Regions from separate parts of the Mus musculus genome. Here region 1 is linked to region 2. A link is a loop called in an ENCODE intact Hi-C map of the cell type or tissue named here. Cell type or tissue: heart. All regions are shown on one strand. Links, peaks and the distances in the headings refer to the core of each region. The heading gives the core; the rest is flanking DNA. Region 1 overlaps Bicc1 (BicC family RNA binding protein 1). Region 2 has its middle 16 kb from the start of Gm40689.

Region 1 (5,377 bases), core at 131-5,130, 120 kb before region 2:
TGGTTGCTATCTTCTTTGTTCTCATATTTGGATCCCATGAGTAAGTTCTATGGTTCATTCGCGTAGGTTGGAGGCCAGTATTCTCACAATGACTCTCTTAACAAGATGTGTTTATGCCATTAGTGGAAATCTGGCTCCAAAATTACCAGGAAATCCGTGAGAATCCCTAGTAAGCTCTGGCATACTGAAAACCTGCCTCTATCAATGACTGAAGACACTAGCCATCTCTCCATCACCCTAAGGCAATGGCCTCTATAGCACTCCTTTTTTCACACATCTCTCTTCTTTGTCCTCCAGAGACTGCCAGTTGTTTAGACTCCAGACAAGGTCTGATACATTGTAATCCTTCACAGAGCTCAGCACAGTCTTTAAGTAGTAGTTCCTCTGTGTTTTCCTACACCTTGCCCCTAAGAATTAAACTTGATTTTTAACTTCCAGTTCAATTTTAAGTCCCCCCCCCCAATGTCATAAAACAGTGTCATCTAAAAACCAGGCTCTCAGAGGTACCACCATATTTATAATGCTACCGTGTGTGCTGGGCCGCTGCTGTTTATCATCTGGCCCAAGGTTATTCTTAGCTCTTTGCACCCTCTTCCGTGTTCTGTTCCAGACTATGATAACCTGGGAACCTTATATATGCCGGTACAGACTTCTGGGAGACGAGCCAAAGAGCTCTTGCCAGTAGGTTCTTGATCTTCCTGCTAGGTCCTTAAATCAAGTCTTATCTGTTCTCTAGACTGGGGAGGTGGGAATGGGTTAGCATCTGGGATGTAACCATGCAGGCATAGCTTGCTTCAGAAAGGCCAGTCGTCCTGGTTTCTGCCTAGTTAGCTGTTTAATCTTCTTAGCATGGACCTGTGGTCCTCCGGTCTGTGCAGTACCAGGGTATATAGGTTTAATCTTACTCCATCATTAGTATCCAAAACTAGATTGTTGCAGTTATCTACTTCAAAAGCCAAGACTTTAGCAGTGTGGTTGATAACTTCCTGTGTGATATTAGTATCATCCCAGTAACCATTTTGCTTACCTATGTAAAGAAGGATGCTGAGACAGAGGGAGAGACAACCGTTGCTTGCGGCCATTTTGTGACATATTCCTTTGATGCGTGTGCAACTATTAGGCTCTTCATGTTTACAAACAATAGTCCTGATGTGGAAGATACTCTTAATAAATGAGAATTTAATTATGTAGGGAAATTCCCTACTCTTGCCACTGACGTCAAGTTAGACAAAAGTAGATTATTTCAGTTGGTTTTGAAGGAGTGTTTAAGTTCATCACACTTGTGTTGTATGTTTGTGGTCCCATGATGCAGAGCTTAGCTGATAAGTCAAGCAGAGTCAGGAGTTATTGGTAGGATGCTCTGGAAAATGGTGACAAAGCCATTCTCTCTGTATTTCTTTTTTAGGCATTTGATTATGAGCAGAAGAAACTATTAGCCACCAAAGGTAAGTGACCAAGGAGTGTTTCCTACCCTGTCTTTCAGTACCCCTTCATTTTAAAGTTCTCCCAGTGTTTTGAAAAAAAAAAAAAAAAAAAACAGGTGCTTATAACAAGAAACCCAAAACATTTGATTTCATGATGCACGGATTCTGCCGAAGTAAAATGTATCTTGTGAGATACATGAGCCTAATTAAGGAATCCTGCAGGCCTTTCCACATTTATTTTTCATTGGATAAAATGTTTTATTCTTAGGCATTTTATGTTAAGGAATGTTAAGCTGTAACTTTTTCATAGAATGAAGAAACCTTGTTCCCCCTCAGAATTATATTAAATACACACCTGCTTTCTATTCTGTTTTCCAAAGCGATGTTAAAGAAGCCAGTGGTGACTGAGGTCAGAACACCTACGAATACGTGGAGTGGCCTGGGATTCTCAAAGTCCATGCCGGCAGAAACCATTAAGGAACTGAGGAGAGCCAACCACGTATCCTATAAGCCCACGATGACCACCGCCTATGAGGTACATCTTTTCCCAGAACAGCTAGCTTCATCCTGTCCCTGGCTCTTTATGGTCATAGGGACAGACTGGCTTGGCTCCCTCTCTATTTTTGTGAACTCGTTTAAAATGGATATACTCTTACACTGTAGACTTTTCTCTCCCTTCCAAGCTGTTAATCTATATGTTCGATGGACATTTAAATTTGGGAGTAAGTTTTTGTTGGATGGAGGGTATCCTACATGATAAAGTGGGGTTAAGATCAAGCAAAGAGCAGCTGCAGTGTTTCATAAAAAGCTCACAAAGAGTCCTTTTGTCCCAGAGTATCACTATCAAGCCACCAGAGGGGAAAAGGCAAGTATTCAAAAAAAACAGATTTTCAAATCTGAGTTAACTTCAGTATGTTAAGATATGCCAGGAGCTCGGCAGGAAGCATCGCGAGCAGCGGTTCCAACATTCTTATGTTTCCCGGATGTTGGCTGCACAGCTCCACGGCGAGGCTGGAATCTGGCATTCTTACTGGGGAAGGCCCCCCGAACTCCATCCTCCTGGCCAGGCTTCACGTGACTCTGAGCAGACCCTGTCCTTCTGAGAATATCAGACTTTGGCCTTGAGGAGTGGGGGTCTGGCCAACTTGCACACAGACAAGCTGGGAGATTGTAGGCCGTGGGTGGGTAAGATGATTAAGCAGCACCATCAGTCTCTGTCAGCCGCTGGCTTCCAGTGCGCTGGCTGTGGGCTTCAGAATTGTTACTCTAATAGTAGCATTTGGAGGTGGAGTTCCTTTCTCCACTGACTTCTTTGTAGTAAGATTGTTGCGGCATACAGGGCAAAAGCAAATACTTTTACTTTTTTTTTTTTCCTCTTTCTCTCTCTTGAGCAAGAGAAGAAGAAAGCATTATTGAATAGTCCCCTGCCCCATCCCCCCGGGAATTCCATTGTCGAGGTTACAGTGGCCACCAGGCAGGCTCTATTTAAGATCTTCAGAAGCAGGGATATGGGGACCATTATGCCTGCACTTTGGGGCTGTAGGTGTCTGCTCCCCCTCACGATACTAGGGCTCTAAGAGGAAATAGCATCCTCTTTTGTTAGCAGAAGAATTAAGCTAACAATGAGACTTGGCCCCACACCCTGCAGTCAGTAGTCCGCCTCCCTTGCCTCTACTTGCTGCAGAGTAGAGCGTGGGGTTGTCAACCACCATGCTGTAGGTTCTGAAATGAGACATTTGACTTTAGAAATGCCCTACACTTCCCCACTCGGAGCCTGACACTAGCAGGTTGAGAATTATGCACAACAACAGAGGTCAGGTGTAGAACTTGTAGTGACTGATGAAATTTCACCTGTTGTGTATATAGATTTTGTGAGGCTTCGTGATTCTCATCAACTTTGGGGTTGTGTTGTCGGGTACCTAGTCATAGTAGGAAGTTCTACTGGAGAACTGTGTCCATAGGATAAGCCAGGCTTCTGAAGGAAGAGTTTGTCTTCCTCGCTGGAGGAAGGAAATAGCCATTCAAGCTGTTTGTGCTTTTTGTGTCCAACGTGATAGTTTCAGGGTGTTACGTGGGCACAGAAGAGATCAGTGGTAGTGACCTTGAACTGGATTCGCTTACTTCTTCTGTGCTTTACGGGGTGCGTGTTCATGGATAAATTCGTACAGTCCCCACAAACTTCTAGTTCAAAAAGAGGCTCCCAGAGTGGGTGTGTCTTCATCAAGACATAGGCCAGTAAACGTGAGAGAAAGACTTGACTTCATTTCACAGAACGGACTAGAGCATCTCCTTAATGAGCTAACTCCAGGAGTGCACAGGGAAAGATGAACTGAGGTAGAGCCATGTGACATGGATCTCTCTCTGTCTCTGTTTCTGTCTCTGTCTCTGTCTCTCTCTCTCACACATAAACTGATACATAATTTTTAATCACTTGGAAGAAGAACCTTTTTGTCAAGTTCTCCAAGATCTCATGTGGTCACAGGGACAGCCTGGCTTGGATGTGTTTTGGATATGAGCCACAGTTGATGCCAATGATCCAAGGAAACACTGCCGTTAGGAGTGTTTAGTGCTGAAACACTAACGGTGTTTTTGGACAACACAAACACGGGACCTTGAAATGTTCTCCACTCTTGCACTTACCCAGGGTCAGACAGATGACTTTCTCGGGGTGGAAATGTACAGGGCCACTGTCTAGTAGCCAAACTTCTCCTGTGTCTTTGTTGCTGTTTTGACTGACTTGGGCTAGCCTACTCTACTTCCCTGGCTGATGACAGTCAGTCCACTTGGGCAGGCAGTGACAGTGAGACACAGGGAAGCCCCGGTGGCCTAAAGCTACCTAGCCCACTGTGTGCCACACGCCTCAGCTCCGTACTGCAGGAAGCTTGCTTGGTGTAAGAATTAGATACTTTGAGCTCTGGGCTCTGAGCTATTGAAAAGCCGGAGTTGAGCAATTCTTCAAGTTTTTGCACAGCTAAGTAATTACCCTATCCTCCCTAAAAGTTCTTTAGATAAGAGGCAGGCACTTTCCACCTTTCCTTTTCCCTGCTAGCTTGGTGTCATTAGTGGATCATCAAAAAACAAACAAGGTAGCTTTGAACTGAGCCTCAAAGGCATTTGGGATTTTTCCCATTTTCTTTCTGCCCCGTCTACCTCTCAGAAGCGCAGGAGTCACATATTCTCTGAAGCAAACCAAAGTATGAGTTGGGAACCACGAGTGGTTTTCAACTTTCCCAAGACTAAGTAAGGAAGACAGGTCTGATAATGTTTACTCTCACAAAGCTCAATGTGCACGTGAACTGCCCAGTGGATATTTTAGCTCTGCTAGTGGAAGAGCAGGGGCCGCCATCTTTGGAAACCTGCCATTTGCATGTGACTTGGATCAGTCTGCCAGGCAAGTGGTGAAGGACACTCAGATGTCGAGCTATAGGACGCTAGCCGCTCCTCAGGGCTGCAGCCTTTGCCAGAATCCAGTGAATGCTGGCCCTTGCTACTCTGGATTTATCTTGGTTTAGGATATGAAAGATATTTTCACTGGAAGATCTAGGGATTTTTTTTCCTATCTTAGAAACCATAATTTCCCTGTAGGATTGCTCTAAGCTAGCAAAAGCATCCTCACTGATGCAGGAAAGGCGATCTTTGAGTGTGACTCAGCATCCCTGAGTCCATCCTGTGGGGCACCACGTGACACACATAGTGTGCAGCTTTAGACAGTATTGCCTTCTGGTGGGAGAGAAACAACAAGAGCAAGGAGGCAGAGGGCAATCAGATTCCTAGTCCTGCCGTGGAGGCTGCTCAGACCTTAGGAACAGATGACAGGCATGCTGGGAAATGTAGGTGACAAAATAGGGCCCATCTCACTGGATCTTGGGAAAGAGCATCGAGTCCAAGGAGTAACTGGCATGGCTGTTCTAACATCAGAACTCACTGGAGAGGTCTCAGAGCAGAAGGCGCGT
Region 2 (5,377 bases), core at 255-5,254:
TTTAGCAAAAGTTTAATTTTTATTTTTTAAAGATTTATTTATTTATTTTATGTATATGAGTACACCGTAGCTGTACAAATGGTTGTGAGTCTTTATGTGGTTGTTGGGAATTGAATTTAGGACCTTTGCTTGCTCCAGTCGGCTCTGTGCACTCTGGTAGACCTAGTTCACTCAGTCCCTGCTTGCTCTGGCCCAAAGATTTATTTATTATTATAAATAAATACACTGTGGCTGTCTTCAGATGCACCAGAAGAGGGCATCAGATCTCATTAGGGTGGTTGTAAGCCACCATGTGGTTGCTGGGATTTGAACTCAGGACCTTCGAAAGAGCAGTTGGTGCTCTTACCCGCTGAGTCATCTTGCCAGCACCCCCTCCCCCTTTTTAAATGCCGTATGCCTTACCTCTCCCTTCAGCTGCCCTTGATTATATAATATAAGTGACTCCCAACTCTGCTCTTTCATCAACTTACTCTGTGTTTTATAGAAGAAGTCATTGAGAAGGTTCAGCGCTTCTCAGGACTGCTCTGCCCTCTTTCAAAGCTATTCCTGTGTGTCAGCTTATCTCCTGGGTAATCTCTCCCCTTGAAGCAACAGTTTCCTAAGGAAATATAACCCACAGTTGGAGAATAAGTATCCAATCTCCATAATTCCATAAATAAGGAAATTGATGCTTGCCCAAGGCATGAGCCACTTATGAAACATTGCTCACTACTCAGCCCCAAATCCAGGAGTTTATGGATTAAGTTTCAAATTTAATTTTCTCTCAATATTTTCAATTACTCCTTTGTTAAAAATACAAAAATAAAAATAACTTTTGAATGTCGGTCTCTTGGGTGTTTTTTTTTTTCTATTTACCTTAATCCTGTGTTGCTTTTCTTTTTTCTTTTTTTTAAAAATCAGGACTGAGCACTGATGTATGGTCTCTGAATCAATATCACACACACACACATACACACACACACACACACACACACACACACACACACACATACACACTTTTTTTTTTTGACAAGCAGAGAACAGCTTCTCTTTGTCTTTCTTACAAGGCTGCCTCTCCTCTTATTTCCTCTCCACCTCCAGTTCTCTTTCCTTTCACAGCATCTAACACCCCATGCTTTCTCTTGGGTGGGAATCCTTAGTTCCTTGGATCTCCAAGTCCTCCCCTAAGATGGTTAACTCCCCCCTGGCATGGGGTGCACTCAAGGATCTATAAAGGTGTAGTATTTACATTGTCCCCAGCATGGCAATTCCACCACCACATACATTTCACCTGTAGGACTTGGAATGGAGGACACGAGTCAATAACTTCTTGGAGTTTGGCATCTTAAGTAAACTCTATGTGTTTAGTTTGATCTGTTTTATGCTGATGGATGGATAGTAAGATAACACTGTGAGCCAGGGAATGATAAAAATGGACCTGGGGTCAATATATCTTGCAGTATGCTGGCAGACGTGGAAATATGAGAAGGCTTGTGGGGGGTACCAGGTACCAGATCCTCCCAACCGACTTGATGTAGACAGGAGGGCAGGGGTAGAAAGGTTGAATGCTTTATGTCCCTCTTGCGACAGAATGGGCTCTTGCATTTAGCTCTGTCTCCAGTCTATCCAAGGCATCCAAGTTCATTTATAGTTCTGAATTTCCAAGAACTCTTGAGTTCTTCCCTAGTAGGAAAAGAGGAATAGTAATGATGGCCAAATCTTTTTTTTTTAAAAGATTTATTTTTATGTGCATTGGTGTTTTTGCCTGCATTCATCCATGGGACAGGAGTTATAGACATTTGTGAGCTGCTATTTGGTTGCTGGAAATTGAACCCGGGTCCTCTGGAAGAGTAGCCAGTGCTCCTAGTCACTGAGCCATTTTCCCAGCCCCTGTGATAGCCAGATCTTAAAAATTTCCCTCTGGTCATGAATGATTCATCCAGATCTCTGAGCTCTCATTTAAAGCAGACACTGAAATTCAGAGTAAAAGGTCCCTGTCTCTCTGTCTTTGTCTCTGTCTCAGTCTCTCTAGTAATCAGTCTTCTAGAGTTCTGATATCTAGAAACAGCATTGTTCATGACCACAGGCATTGGGCTAAGATAAAGAGCCCACAGGGATTCAGGCTCAACAGTGACCTCTCTGGGGATGGAGGGTGGGGATGCAGAGCACACATGAATATTCAAATCTCTTGAATCTGATCTCACCCACCCACCCAACACACACAGAGAAGAACTTTCCCTTGTTATAACCTTTTAGGACCCTATAGCATTTATCTGCACCAGGTCTCTCAGGACAACAATTGCCTCAGCGATAAGCCTTGCTTCTTTCCCAAGTCCCAGATCCAAATGACTGTCTTGTTTGTCCTTATTAGTTCTTCAATAGGTTCAGAGCCCTTGGTTCAGAGAATTGTTTCTGGAAGGTTCCATGGGCAGCTCCATCTCCCTTTCTTTATTTTTGAAGCATTTTTGCTTTTGAGAGTCACAGGCCAAGATTCTTGTCAGCTGGTATTGAGATGTTTGGTTTGATTTGACTCTGCAGTGTTCTCAGGAACGTTAAATGGCATTTTCCAGGCAACCCACATAATAAAAGGATGACTATGGCTAAGGCCAGTCTCAAGAGGTAGCTTAAAAAATTAAAACATGTGCCTGTTGCAAAACTTGACGTTCCCAGAGTCAATTCTGCCAGGCTTGCTTCTGAGATCTTCCTGGAATGCTTTCCCTAGGCCTGGCTATTCCGGTGAGTGTTCTGGCTCCTGCCTCTTTCAAATTCAGTTTGTCAGTTTTTCCATGTGCGAGCATAGCATTTTGGAATAGGAGCGGCTGTTATGTTTTGAGCTGATGCTTTGAGCGCTCATGGCACATGGCACACAGCACACACAACTTTGCCGAAATTTTTGGTGCGAATTCCAAGTCTCGTCTCCTCTTGGGATCTTTTTACAGCTGTTTTCTGATCCAGGAAATCCTTGGACAAAATAACAGATTTGCTTTCTGAGATACAAGGAGCTTTATGGAGGAGTAAGAGATTCCTGGCATGTAACTGGGAACAAGGCTCAGTCTCACCGTTCCCCTAGGAACTATTGACATCAACACAATTCTCCAGATGTGCATCTGTTGGCGTCCAGAGTTACTGAGACCCAAAACAGAGCCCGCTACACCAGTTAATAACACAAACTTTTACAATCATTTGCACTCCACGGGAAATGGCTGGAAAATGAAACGGTTGGGCCTGTTGGAATCTAAGCCCCTCCTGGCTTCAACAACTTAGAAAATTCCAGAGAAAATGGACATACAGATAAAAGGAGATGAAGATTTTGCAGCTCTATCTATACAGCCAGTAGATGGCAGACACGCATTAGAGTCTGAAACGGATACTACGTGGTGACACTGTAGTCCCCAGTGGTTAATGAGCGTTTCAAGGTAGCTATAGAAAAACAATTAAAAAAAAATGTTACCTTTAAACAATGGGTCCTTGAACTTCAAAGCTAAGATTGTTTGTTTCTGTTAACCTGGGTGGGGATTCCACCCAGAAGCAATCCATTACCTCTAAAAATGCTTTGAGAGAAAAAGTATCCACTGAGGCAGACCTTGCGTTTCTTTGCTCACTCAGCCATCCATTGATGGATTCAACAGCTATTTGTTGATCTCTCTCTCTCTCTCTCTCTCTCTCTCTCTCTCTCTCTCATATTCATTTATTTACTTATTTATTTAATGTATATGAGTGTTCTATTTGCATGTATACCTGCATGCCATAAGAGAGCATCAGACCCCATTACAGATGTTTGTGAGCCACCATGTGGTTGCTGGAAATTGAACTCAGGACCTCTGGAAGAGCAGCCAGTGCTCTTAACTGCTGAGCCAATCCCATCTCTCATTTTTACTATTGGATCAGTTGTACTCATTTTCTCTCCCAGTTAATTTCAGATTTGCTAAGAAAGTCCTCATTCATCTTCATGCATTCAGTTAACTTAACCTGCCACCCTGGCAGCCAGCAGCCAGGCTACATGGGAATTTTAGGAGCTTTTTTGCCACACGAGAGCTACTCCTTCAGACCTTCTTCTTGTACTTCAGGATGACTTCCCAGAGTCCTGGCACTGTCTTCAGATACATATTTTTTTCATCTCAGTAGCCTGAGGATTGAGCCCAGTACCTAGAATACGATGGAGAAAGAAAGAAAGAAAGAAAGAAAGAAAGAAAGAAAGAAAGAAAGAAAGAAAGAAAGGAAGGAAGAAAGAAAGGGGAGGGGAGGGAGGAAGAGAGAGAGAGAGAGAGAGAGAGAGAGAGAGAGTCAGTCTAGGCCCAGGCCAGTTTCGACTAGGAAAGCTATGAGTCTTAGTGGACCTAAAAGGAGATACCTTCTCTTATGTACCAAGAAAACCACAACCAACTCCTGCAAGGAAAGAAATTAATAAGACAAAAACAAAATAAATTATCTTAAAGCTTTTGTGTGTTTTAGACATGAAAACCTAAGTACCCTGTGAAAATTATTTCTTTGCTTAGCTTCCATGAAGAAGAAGAACTCTAGAAATGATGGGACAGAGGACTAGACGTAGTGGTGGAGACAAAGGGCGAGCCTACCAAGTCCTGCGCATACAGTATCCCCTCGTTCTTGCCTGAGGAAGAAGAAAGGAAGGAGCAGTTGAGGCTTTGTGGCTTATTCTCTGGAAGGAGCAGTCTAGTTCTATCATTTGGGGAAGAAGGATTCTGATTCCTATGTCTGCTCTAGTCACCATGGCCTGCCAACTCAGCACAGCCTGAAAAGGAAAAAATAAGGGTCTTGATTGAGTCATTGTCTTTATAAGGTGGATCTGTGGGCATTTCTGTGAAGAGTTGTCTTGTTTGTCGCCATGGATGAAGGAGGTTCCAGTTGAGTATGGATGGTGGTGACGTCATTACCCAGGGAAATGGTCTGAATGTAAGGTACAGAGGGAGCCAGCTAGCAATGAGCATCCTCTACAGTTCCTGCAGCATTCCCTCAGCTGTGCATATATTCTCTGGCCAGAAGTAACTGTAGGTGTTATTTTTCTCAACTTACTTTAATAAAGGTTCAACCTCCCCTCTAGCCCACCAGAGGTAGTGGGGGAAAAAAAGGTTATTAGGATATGGGGGAAGTGGATCTCTTTAGAAATAGTACTTTGGTGCGATTCCAGTCTTTGCTGTTCTCAGTCCAGCCCACTAGCAAACACCACACCTGAACCAGCAGCTGCACTCCGGTGCACTCTGCAGATACCACACACAAATCAGCAACCGCAGGTCCATCCAGAAGAAACTGTGAGGCCCACCAACTGGCCCAAGTCAGCAGAAGTGGCAAGAAGCTGCAAGAACCTCCCGAGAAGTTCTTTGGTGAATTTCTCTCTGGTGTTAGCACAAGCTAAGCTCAGCAACACAATGTAAGGTAAACC

Evidence for each region. A loop is a pair of places that touch in the nucleus more often than their neighbours do. Peaks named below come from ENCODE experiments on the same cell type or tissue, not always from the same donor. Only the 100,000 strongest peaks of a DNase experiment are listed, where the experiment ranks them.
Region 1: a loop joins it to region 2, with 2.5 times the contacts of the local background. A loop is called at or near these places in 2 of 42 quality-filtered maps.

The regions. Positions count from the first base shown.
Region 1 is chr10:70,937,068-70,942,444 of GRCm38, reverse strand. It overlaps Bicc1 (BicC family RNA binding protein 1), which reads left to right. Exons shown (of 21, transcript NM_031397.3): 16 at 1,406-1,445; 17 at 1,805-1,959. Among named protein-coding and RNA genes, the nearest start is that of Gm24486, 58 kb to the right of the region's middle. In heart, for the core only: no CTCF peak of the experiment used is centred there; DNase peaks (open chromatin) are centred at 2,504 and 4,784.
Region 2 is chr10:70,812,470-70,817,846 of GRCm38, reverse strand. No RefSeq gene overlaps it. Among named protein-coding and RNA genes, the nearest start is that of Gm40689, 16 kb to the left of the region's middle. In heart, for the core only: a CTCF peak has its summit at 3,308 (motif pointing right); DNase peaks (open chromatin) are centred at 2,906 and 3,046.